Linked DNA regions of Homo sapiens: region 2 is linked to region 1. Evidence: chromatin loops called from intact Hi-C (ENCODE). Cell type or tissue: heart right ventricle. All regions are shown on one strand. Links, peaks and the distances in the headings refer to the core of each region. The heading gives the core; the rest is flanking DNA.

Region 1 (5,380 bases), core at 90-5,089:
AGGTAGGAGGATCGCTGAAACCCAGGAGGTCAAGGCTGCAGTGAGCTGTGATTGTACTACTGTACTCCAGCCTGGGTGACAAAGCAAGACCCTGTCTCAAAAAACTAAAAAAAGGGCCGGGCACAGTGGTTCACACCTGTAATCCCAGCACTTTGGGAGGCCAAGGCGGGCAGATCACGAGGTCAGGAGATTGAGATCACCCTGGCTAACAAGGTGAAACCCCGTCTCTACTAAAAATACAAAAAAAAAAAAAAAATTAGCCAGGTGTGGTGGCGGGCACCTGTAGTCCCAGCTACTCCGGAGGCTGAGGCAGGAGAATGGCGTGAACCCGGGAGGCAGAGCTTGCAGTGAGCCGAGATCGTGCCCCTGCACTCCAGCCTGGGTGACAGAGTGAGACTCCATCTCAAAAAAAAAAAAAAAAAAATTAATACTAACTTAGCACTTACTACATGATACAATTAGTCTAAGAACTTTCCAAGTAACGCACAGAAGACTATGAGGTAGAAGAACATTTTACAGGGAAGGATGCTGAGTCACAGAGAGGTTAATTAAATTTTCCAAGCACACGCATCTTGCAAGAGGCAGAGCTGTGAGTAAAACTCAGTCTGGCTCTGGAGTCCAGGTTCTCTGCTGCTCTATTTACCAAAGAGTTAACGAATCAACATTTGATTGTTGCATTGTATGTGTCAGTTTTTCAAATATGTGGAGATGCCTACCAAATTCCTAAAAAAAGGATTTACAGTTCCTCCAAAAGCTCAAGCCATATAATGCTGCAATATGAGAAGCAAAGGAGAATAGTCTCGCTACACTTTCTGTTTTCTCTAATTGTTCTCATTTCTACGTACCCCCAGGATAGTGTGTCTGGAATTGGTGGGTTTTTGGTCTCACTGACTTCAAGAATGAAGCCGCGGACCCTCGCGGTGAGTGTTACAGCTCTTAAGGTGGCGCGTCCGGAGTTTGTTCCTTCTGATGTTGGGATGTGTTCGGAGTTTCTTCCTTCTGGTAGGTTCGTGGTCTTGCTGGCTCAGGAGTGAAGCTGCGGACCTGCACAGTGAGTGTTACAGCTCGTAAAGGCAGTGTGGACTCAAAGAGCGAGCAGCAGAAGGATTTATTGCAAAGATCGAAAGAACAAAGCTTCCACAACGTGGAAGGGGCCCCAAACAGGTTGCCACTGTTGGCTCCGGCAGCCTGCTTTTATTCTCTTATCTGGCCCCACCCATATCCTGCTGATTGGTAGAGCTGAGTGGTCTGTTTTGACAGGGTGCTGATTGGTGCGTTTACAATCCCTGAGCTACACACAAAGGTTCTCCACATCTCCACTAGATTAGTTAGATACAGAGTGTCAACACAAAGGTTCTCCAAGTCCCCACCAGAGTAGCTAGATACAGTGTCGATTGGTGCATTCACAAACCCTGAGCTAGACACAGGGTGCTGATTGGTGTGTTTACAAACCTTGAGCTAGATACAGAGTGCCAATTGGTGTATTTACAATCCCTGAACTAGACATAAAGGTTCTCCAAGCCCCACCAGAGTAGCTAGATACAGAGTGTCCATTGGTGCATTCACAAACCCTGAGCTAGACACAGGGTGCTGATTGGTGTATTTACAATCCCTGAGCTGGACATAAAGGTTCTCCACGTCCCCACCAGACTCAGGAGCCCAGCTGGCTTCACCCAGTGGATCCCGCACAGGGGCTGCAGGTGGAGCTGCCTGCCAGTCCCGCGCCGTGCGCCCGCACTCCTCAGCCCTTGGGTGGTTGATGGTACTGGGCGCCGTGGAGCAGGGGGCGTTGCTCATCGGGGAGGCTTGGGCCGCACAGGAGCCCACGGAGGGGGTGGGAGGCTCAGGCATGGCGGGCTGCAGGTCCCGAGCCCTGCCCCGCGGGAAGGCAGCTAAGGCCCAGTGAGAAATCGAGCGCAGCGCCGGTGGGCTAGCACTGCTGGGGGACCCAGTACACCCTCCGCAGCCGCTGGCCCGGGTGCTAAGCCCCTCATTGCCCGGGGCCGGCAGGGCCGGCCGGCTGCTCCGAGTGCGGGGCCGCGAAGCCCCCGCCCACCCGGAACTCCAGCTGGCCCGCAAGCGCTGCGCGCAGCCCCAGTTCTAGCTCGCACCTCTCCCTCCACACCTCCCTGCAAGCTGAGGGAGCCGGCTCTGGCCTTGGCCAGCCCAGAAAGGAGCTCCCACAGTGCAGCGGTGGGCTGAAAGGCTCCTCAAGTGCCGCCAAAGTGGGAGCCCAGGCAGAGGAGGCGCCGAGAGCGAGCCAGGGCTGTGAGGACTGCCAGCACGCTGTCACCTGTCAATAGTAAGTGGTTTGAAAACCATTTAGTATAAAGAAAGGTAGAAGAATCTAGGAATATTTAACCTGGAGAAGACAACTCTTGTTAGGAAAATGGCTGGAGCAATTCTAGGCTTTCCATGATATTCATAAAATCCAGAGCAAAAAAGAGCATTTCCCCAGTGCCTACCTCTTAAGAACAAAGAAACTTATTTCCTCAAAATTTCCGGGAAAGTTTTGGTGTTAGTCAGGGTCTTTCAAGAAGCAGATGTTAAGATGGACTGATATGTGCTCGGATTTTACTAGGGAAAATGAATGTGTAAATGGAAATAGGCAGGGAGCTGGGAAGGCTGCAAGAGCGTCAGGCACTGATGGAAATTTGACTTCAATTAAAGGAAAGGGAGAGAAAGGCCGAATGGAAGTGCCTTATACTGTGCAGTCGAAGCAAATCTTAGGGGAATCCTTCACCCCAAATCAGCTGACAAAGGAGTTGTGTCTCCCAGAAATTAGTCTGTCTTAGTATTCCTTAGGATTCACAAACTTGGGGATGGATTCCAAAGTGCAGCAGCTGGGGCCCTTGGTCAATTATGCTGCCATAGAAGGAGGTGTTCTGGGTGCATTCTCGTGACTGCTACTTCCCTCCTCACGTATCATTGGTCTATTATTAAATCAGTCCTTGTCTCAGGGGATTAATGACCTCATTGGCTGAGGCCTGAATTCTTGAGCCAATCACCCTGGCAAGGGGGCTGGAATTTCCCATAGGCCCATTAAGTCTACTGTCTGGGCCAGTTCCCCTGAAGCATGTGGGTTGTGGGGAGGAGGGACTGATGTCTAAATAAAAAATCTGGATATCTTTAGGAAGGGAAAAGGGAAGTCTCATCTATGATACTGAAATTTGAATCCCTATCTATCTGAGGGCAAAGTCTGTGTTTATTTATCTGCAACACGACACCTCTTAAAATTTATGGTGGCTACAGCTTTTAAAAGTTGTGGTTTTGGGAGCAGGAGGATGGGGTCAAATTCTAAGCCACTGAAAATCATCCTGTTATCTATGCCATATGTGTTGTCAAGCCTGGTTTTAAAGGCTTCATAAATTGTCGATGAGCTGGCATGTGCAGTAGAAATATAACCATCATAATAGCTAATAATTTTAGAGCAATAATGATGCGTCTGATACTGTATTTTATATCCATTCTCACACTTACTGCCCATGGTACCTATTAGATAAGCATCCTTACTAGTTGCAGTTTATCTAGGAGGACACTGAAGTCTTAGGGGGTTAAGGAACTTCCCTGAGAACACAGTTAAGAAGGTAACTGGCTGATTGTCTGATTGCAAAGTTGTAACAGCTCCTGTCCCTCCTCACAATTCTTACTCTATTGCTTCTCCAGCTTGTTTCAACAATGCTTTTAAACAATAAGTTTGCTTTTCAGGAGCCATCCTCTTCCAGGTGAGAGTGGGAGAGCTTTATGTTCTCTCAGGCACTGTATTAGTGGCACTCTACCAACATGGGCTTGCGATGGCCATTGAAGGCTCTTAAGACTGGCACAATGCCAACGGGAAGGGCAGGTTGCCCTCAATGTCCAGGAATTGTAGGTAGCCGAATACAGTGCAGTGCTTTGGAATTACAGCACTTGGCTGACCTTGTAAAGGGAACTGTTTTCCTTATCCATTTTGGTTGCTTAGCTATGTGTTAGTACACACCAAGATCATGTGGAGCTGGCACTTCAGGAACCGAAAGAAAGACAGACAAGGACCAAAATAACAAGGGCCATGCAGAGAATTCCACTGGTCATCTCAGTGACAACTCATATGATTACAGTAATCTTTACTGTGGGTGTGCCCTGCTTTAGGGAACATATGTTAACAACAGATAAATGAAGGAGTGATTATTCACTTTAAAAAGGCATAATGAATTTACAGAAGGATTCACTGGAAGAGTCTTTTAAATATCAATGAAATGCAAGTAAAATGCAATTTATTATACACAATATCATGTAATATGTTTTCAAGAGTACAGTCATTGGGTTAAGGGCTGTTTACATAATTATATTTTGAAGAAATATAATTCAGATAGCTTCCACAAGATCAAATTTCAATATATTTTCATATGTCTATACATCAAGATATATTCATTAGGGCCCTACTATGTGCAAGGCACTATAATATATTGACTCAGTAGGTCTAGGGTGGGTCCCAGATTCTGCCTTCCTAACAAGTCCCCAGACCACACTTTGAGTAGCGAGGGCTTCTAGAGATTCAGGCCCTCAGCTTCCACGGCTACTGATGGTCACTGGGTGTTGTGGTCTGTGCAGCTGGAGTGAATCCCTATTACCGTAATTGTTCCAGTCTCTAAGACCTGAGTGAGAGCACCTGGTTGGCAGCACAGGCAACACACCTGCACTTTATTCCTTGGAGAGTAGAAGCTTGCTATCTGCTCTCTTCCACTTCTGTAGTGGAAGGTAGGCCCTGCTTCCCACCATGACTCACAATAGAAAAAATCCCTAAACAAGTGCAGATGCTGAGCACCTAAAAAGATGATAAATGTCCACTGTATGAACTATGCGAATTTATAAGTAAAAACTTCATTTAGTTATGTAGCTCACCTTTGCATGATCCATTGTGCAGATGTGGAAGTCCCAGGAGCCTGGTCAGCCACATGATTCTAGCCTTGGACTCTTCCCCCTCCAATCTCAAATGGAAGAAATGGCTCTCCTTTGTCACATGCCCTTTCTTATCTGGCATGCAAAATGCTCCACATTCCAATTTTCATTTGCTTTATTTGTTTTCCATTTAACTGCAGTTTTTTCTTGTGTCAGGAAGTTTTTTCTCTGGATTTAGTTTGTGAGAGATGATGAACTCCCCAGGTATTTAGTTCATCCACATGTTAGGATTTACATGGCAAGTTCTCCAATATTAAAAAATAAAGGTAAATCTTATGCTGCAGTTAAGAAGAATGAGAAATGTCAAAGTTTACAACTGTTTGTTCCCCTTTTAGGTTCACTATCCCCATCTAAACTGTAAGCTGACTTTTATTAAAATGTAACATTTACCTTCCCAAAGTGAATTTGTCTTCCTATAATAAGAATAGGAAAATATCACAAT
Region 2 (5,380 bases), core at 179-5,178, 56 kb before region 1:
CCATTGTTTGGGGATGTCTGAGCTGTTTTCAGATCTAGGAATAGCACAGTGTTGTCTTGTCTTTGGCAGTCTCATTTGGCTCTGTTTCTTGCACCACCAGCGTGTTCATTACCACTTAAATATATTGCTACAGCAGTGGAACAACAGAGTGGTGCAAGACACTGTAGATTAACGGTAGAGGAGAAATTGTGCCCTTAGTGTTAACAATGTGCCTTTTGTTCTGAATGCCATGTTGTAGGGCATGCATTTTTTGGCCTCTTTAACTCTTCGAATTCTAGTCAGTAAGAATGGAACCCATCTCTGCAAAGATACATCTGTCTTAAATATCTAGTTACAGGCCTTAATAGAAACCATAAGGCATGACTCATCTTCAGGCACTGAAAAAAGATAACCATCAGGTAGTGTTACACAAGGACTTCCTATATTTAAGGGGTTAAAGATGGTCTTTGTTGTATCTTAACATCAGACTGATTTTTACATTTTTTTTTTGTTATGCTAACACTAGACAAAAATCAACTGTATTTGTAAAAATTTACCTCAAACCATTTAATTTTATAGTGTGATTAATCCCAGGGCATTTGGTATGAACCAAAGTGCATTCCTTTTATATGTGCCTGGCTCTAGTAAGGATGGCCAGGGATTTTTACAATTTGGGTGCAAGGCACTTAAGCCACTTTTAAACTTAATGGGTGGTTTGGGGTCGTGTTAAATGACTCCATCAGAATGTTAGAAAACACTTTAGGCATCAGTAGCATTGGGCCATATTGGAATCCTAAAGTGTGAATTATTTTAAGGAGAGCATTCATTTTTGTAATTTTTTTCATCAAAAATATTTCTGGTAAGCAGAAGACTTTTTAAAAAAACTGATCTGGTCTCGGTAAAGGTTTTAATATTGCCCAACATAATGCTGTAATAGCATTAAAAAAAGTATTTGTGAACTCTGTTTCTTAGGGGCTTGTACATCTCTCTGCTATGGACATACATAAAATTAATTGTAATTATACTCAGCTCAACTGCTACAGTTCTGTCTAGGCAGTGGCTTGGGTTTTTATCGAGCAACAACTTAGACACGTGACTGTAATATGCTGCAACTGTGTGTACTGAAAATATGTGAAAATGGTTGAATGTGGACTGTGTATATATGTATGTAAAAATTTCTGTGAGATGCTGCTGTCGCCACTTAACATTAAATATGTTCTAGTGGATTTTAATCCTAGTGGCCAGTTCTATGATACTGTATGTATTATACAGCTGATGACAGGAGTAAGACTGTTTAGTGAATATCTGTTAAATTTTATTGTTGTGGCCAGAGATAATTTCAGAATAAAATTTTAATGTCCTACCTTACTTCTCTCCCCTTTCTAACTATAATTTAACTCCTGATCTATTTCTGGTATTATCCTTTGTCAATTAGCCTGGAGAGGGTTTAGAATGCAAAATGGATAGCTCTATATCAGGGTCTTGAGAAGTTAAAATAATTCATTCTACTAGTTTGTTCATAGCAATACTTTATTAGTTCAATATAAGTATGCAGATTCCAAGTGGAAAAACAAAGGTTTTAGTAAGTAGTTCTTGCTTTTCCCAGGATATTCTATTCCTTCACCTGTCAGATTTTTATGTTAACTTTTTTATATATAGCCTCTGCTGTGTTCTTTATTATGCTAGAGCTTCATATCTTCTTTTATTTTAACCTTCACAATGATAGTTAAGCTGGGGGAGCAGAACCTGTCAATTATTCCCCACCAGTCTTCATTCTTTTCTCTGCACAAGTTCTGGTAAATTATTCTAATGTGCTCTAACCAGTTCCACCCAATGTTTTTTAATGCTTATGAGTTTGCAGTTTTTGTACTTGGTGGTCTCTGTGGTTCACATTTTTTTGTGTTGTAGTGTCTCCTGCCTCGGTTGGCTCAGAAAATAAGGCCTAGGAACTGCAATTAGCTCATGATTTGTCAAGTTCAGTTAGTACCAAGCTAAGAGTTTACTTACAGATGACAGCAAGCAGATGCTCTAGTAATTCGTCAGACATTGCAGGGATATTGTGTAGTCAGATATTACCCTCTTGTGGAAAGAACTACCTCACATCATTATTTATTTCCCTTCTGTTACCAACAGCCAAGGAATTACTTAGTGTGGCTCCCTGCATCAATACTGGGATATGCTTAAACAAGGGAATGCCATAAGAGTTCCCAATTGCCTCGTCATAGCCTGGGCCATAGATTTTTGTTACTGCTAATCTTGCTTCTTAAAGTTCACACCCAGTGCAAAAAACCCAATCAGCAAACTAACCCCAAAATCCAATATATTTAGAAATGTAAGTGTTAAGAGATGTGCATTATGTACAAAATTGAAAATTGGTGCTAAAGTGGCAATGTCAATTTAAAATTTCTTGTCCAGATCTGACTGACTGACTCAGGAGATTATAGTTCCTACTCATTCTCTTTCCTTTTATCAGATCTTTCAAAAGCGCTTTTTAAAATTGATCAATGTGCAATTCTGTTTGAGTCTCTACAGTCCTATCCCTTTTGGAATGAACAGCTACACAAATAAATATTCTTGGAACTTCGAAGTTGTCTTCAAACTAGCTCTAGAAAATGTCCCTAGTTGACATTAGTGTTGGTCTGTTAGAAGGGGAAATTGATTTGACTGCTTCATGTTTTGAAAAGAGCATTAAGAGGGATTTGAGGAAGGTATATGTGGCTTTCTTTTTTTTTCTTAAGTTTGAATTACACTTGATTTCCTTTGGGTTATTAGGCAGATAAACCCTTGTCATTAGTAATACTTAGCACTGTCCAAAATGAAAAATGACTGCCAGTGTGTTGCACATACATAAGAAAATTACATCTTACTGCGAAGTCTTTGGTTTGTTTCCTTATTTGGTTTGACTTTGACTTACTATTTTGCTATGGTCATATCCTTAATATCTGCGGTACATTTCATATATATATATGGGGTGGGAGCATAATTGCCATTCCCATGTGTCTCAAGGAAGCTTAATGAGGAAACTAATGAGTTAATATTAACTCTTCTGAAGAAAGCTGACATTTTAGGAGTATTAAGTCATCTGTCGTTAAGGAGCAGCAAGAATATATTATGATTGTATCACATGTTCCAGAAGAGCATTACCCCTTACATAGAAAGCTCCTTGGAGATTTCATGATGTTGGATGAACATCAGTTTATCCTTATACATCCCTATGAGCTATAATTATCCTCATTTGATACTTGAGGAAACTGAAGTGACTTGCTCCAAAGTTGACTACAAAAACATTGCAGTTTGAGGCTTAGGTTGTAATCAGGTAATTTTGGTCTTGGACAGTAAGGGAAAATCCATAATACATAAAACACAAAAGTTTAGAAAGGGGGGGAAGTTGAGCTAGCAATGGGCATTTCTATTATTTAAGTTACATATCAGTTTCCAGGAATATTTTTCAAATGGGACAAACTAAAAAGTTGAGGACTAGAGCATCGTAGTGTCTAAGTGCACCTAATAACTTAATGCATGTGCACACACCCTCAGTTAATTTGTAAGAGAGTGACTTCTCATTGTTATTTGTGGAGAGGCTAATTATAGTAGCTTCATTCTTTATTTTCTGTGTTCTTAAATTTTTTTTTACATTTGAAAGTATGAAAATACTATTTTTGACACTTTACTGATACTCAGGGATTAAAAGTTAAATTTTACTGACTGTAGCAGCAGGTAAATCTCTTAAATTTACTCAGGTTTCCTATCCTTTGCCTCCATATTTAAGAAAATATAGAATGCCTGCCAGGGAAATATATAAAAATAAAAATTTCAAATACAATTTTAAAATACCAATTTGTAAATAAACCAATTTTACAAACTAAAATATTGTGTCTTTCCTTGCTTTTTATCCCAATTTATCTCCCCTCCTAAGTTTGAGGAGTTTTATATATTAAGGCTATTTCTTCATTTGTAAAAATGAAGTATGCTATTTGCAAAGCAAAAGCCCATGAAAAGCCCCAAATCATTTAAGTAAAGCTTACTGAATTGTTTTCAATTGTTTTGGGAGAAATGTAACTAATTATAAGCAATTTATGTGGACCAGCAGCAAATAAATGTATGAGTACATTTGGGCGAATTTGTCATCTTTTTATCTGAAGAGGAATACCCTACTTAATTTCCCTTGTCTGTAAAATTGAGTTTATCAGAATTTTGGCTAGGGTAGCTTTAAATATATATATAGAAAATGCAGATGGCATTTATTTGTCAAATATTTATTAAATAAGCCTCCTACAGCCCAGAATCTTGTAGGCACTAGGGATATATAATGCTGAACAAAACACACAGTGCCTTTTTCAGGGAGTTTTTAGACTGGTTGGGAAGGCAGACATTACATGGGTAATTATATGAACAAATACATATTTTATACAACAAATACTTTGCATAGTTGCAAAGTAGTAAGTGCTGTGAAGAAAAAGCATGTTGTGCTGAGTGTGTGTGCAATGTTGTATGGATCAAAGATGGCTTCCCCAGGAAACAAATAGCTTTTGAGCTGAGGAACAAAGAGCATGAATAGAGACCCTGTAGCTAGCTAGAGGAAATAAGGTGAACAACTGAAGGCAGGGCCACTTGGCCAGAGCCCAGAGAATGAGAGAATTTGGTGTGAAACGAAAGTGATGAGGTGAACCAGAACATGCCAAGCCCTGTAGGTGCTATTAAGGATTTTGGTCCTTACCCTATAAGTAAGGAAGCCACCAAGAGATTTTTGAGGAGGAAATGCCATGAGCAGATTGGCTCTTCCTGGCTGTCTTTATAGGAAAGTACTGAGAAGGGTAAGAGTAGATGAAGGAAGCCCAACTGGAAGTGTTTGCAAGATATGGCAGACTGGCCCACAGGATGGGGATGGACATTTAAAGAAAATGGATTTGAGGGCTCATAAGGATACAGAAAAACAGATGCTCTCTGATTTACAATAGGTCAACTTAAAATGTTTTGAGTTTGTGATGGGTTTATCTGGTATTGAATGCACTTTCAGTTTACAACATTTTCAACTTCGGATGGGTTTATCAGGAAGTAGCCCTTTCATAAGTCCAGGCCCATCTGCATTAAGGTAGAAATAACAGTGATGTCTCTTTGTGTCTGAAAAGTTGTTGTTGCTATTTGTGTCTGGTTTGCTACATTGCATCAAAAGGAATCACAGTATCTTACTTGTTTAAGAAAAGAAAGGGTTGCAAATTAATGCCTTTGGTTACAAAGTATGAAGCACTGGTATACTATCTTTTGCTGAAGATTTGAAGCCTTTGAGTAGAATCTTGTTTATTCATTCATTCAAATTCTTTTCAGGAAATTTTAAATTTTAAAAAGATTATAAAAATGGGGTGGGGGGATTTTACATATTAAGTTTTTATATTAAGACTAA

What was found. A loop is a pair of places that touch in the nucleus more often than their neighbours do. Peaks named below come from ENCODE experiments on the same cell type or tissue, not always from the same donor. Only the 100,000 strongest peaks of a DNase experiment are listed, where the experiment ranks them.
Region 2: it touches region 1 in a loop (2.0-fold over the local background); 20 of 110 quality-filtered maps call a loop at or near these places.

The regions. Positions count from the first base shown.
Region 1 is chr12:67,717,498-67,722,877 of GRCh38, forward strand. LINC02421 (long intergenic non-protein coding RNA 2421) reads right to left here. Exons shown (of 5, transcript NR_110063.1): 2 at 4,882-5,216; 3 at 846-1,044. Among named protein-coding and RNA genes, the nearest start is that of LINC02421, 9.3 kb to the right of the region's middle. In heart right ventricle, for the core only: no CTCF peak of the experiment used is centred there; DNase peaks (open chromatin) are centred at 2,874 and 3,834; H3K27ac peaks cover 4,420 bases.
Region 2 is chr12:67,661,318-67,666,697 of GRCh38, forward strand. It overlaps DYRK2 (dual specificity tyrosine phosphorylation regulated kinase 2), which reads left to right. Exons shown (of 3, transcript NM_006482.3): 3 at 1-4,089. Among named protein-coding and RNA genes, the nearest start is that of DYRK2, 15 kb to the left of the region's middle. In heart right ventricle, for the core only: a CTCF peak has its summit at 2,057 (motif pointing left); no DNase peak of the experiment used is centred there; H3K27ac peaks cover 4,232 bases.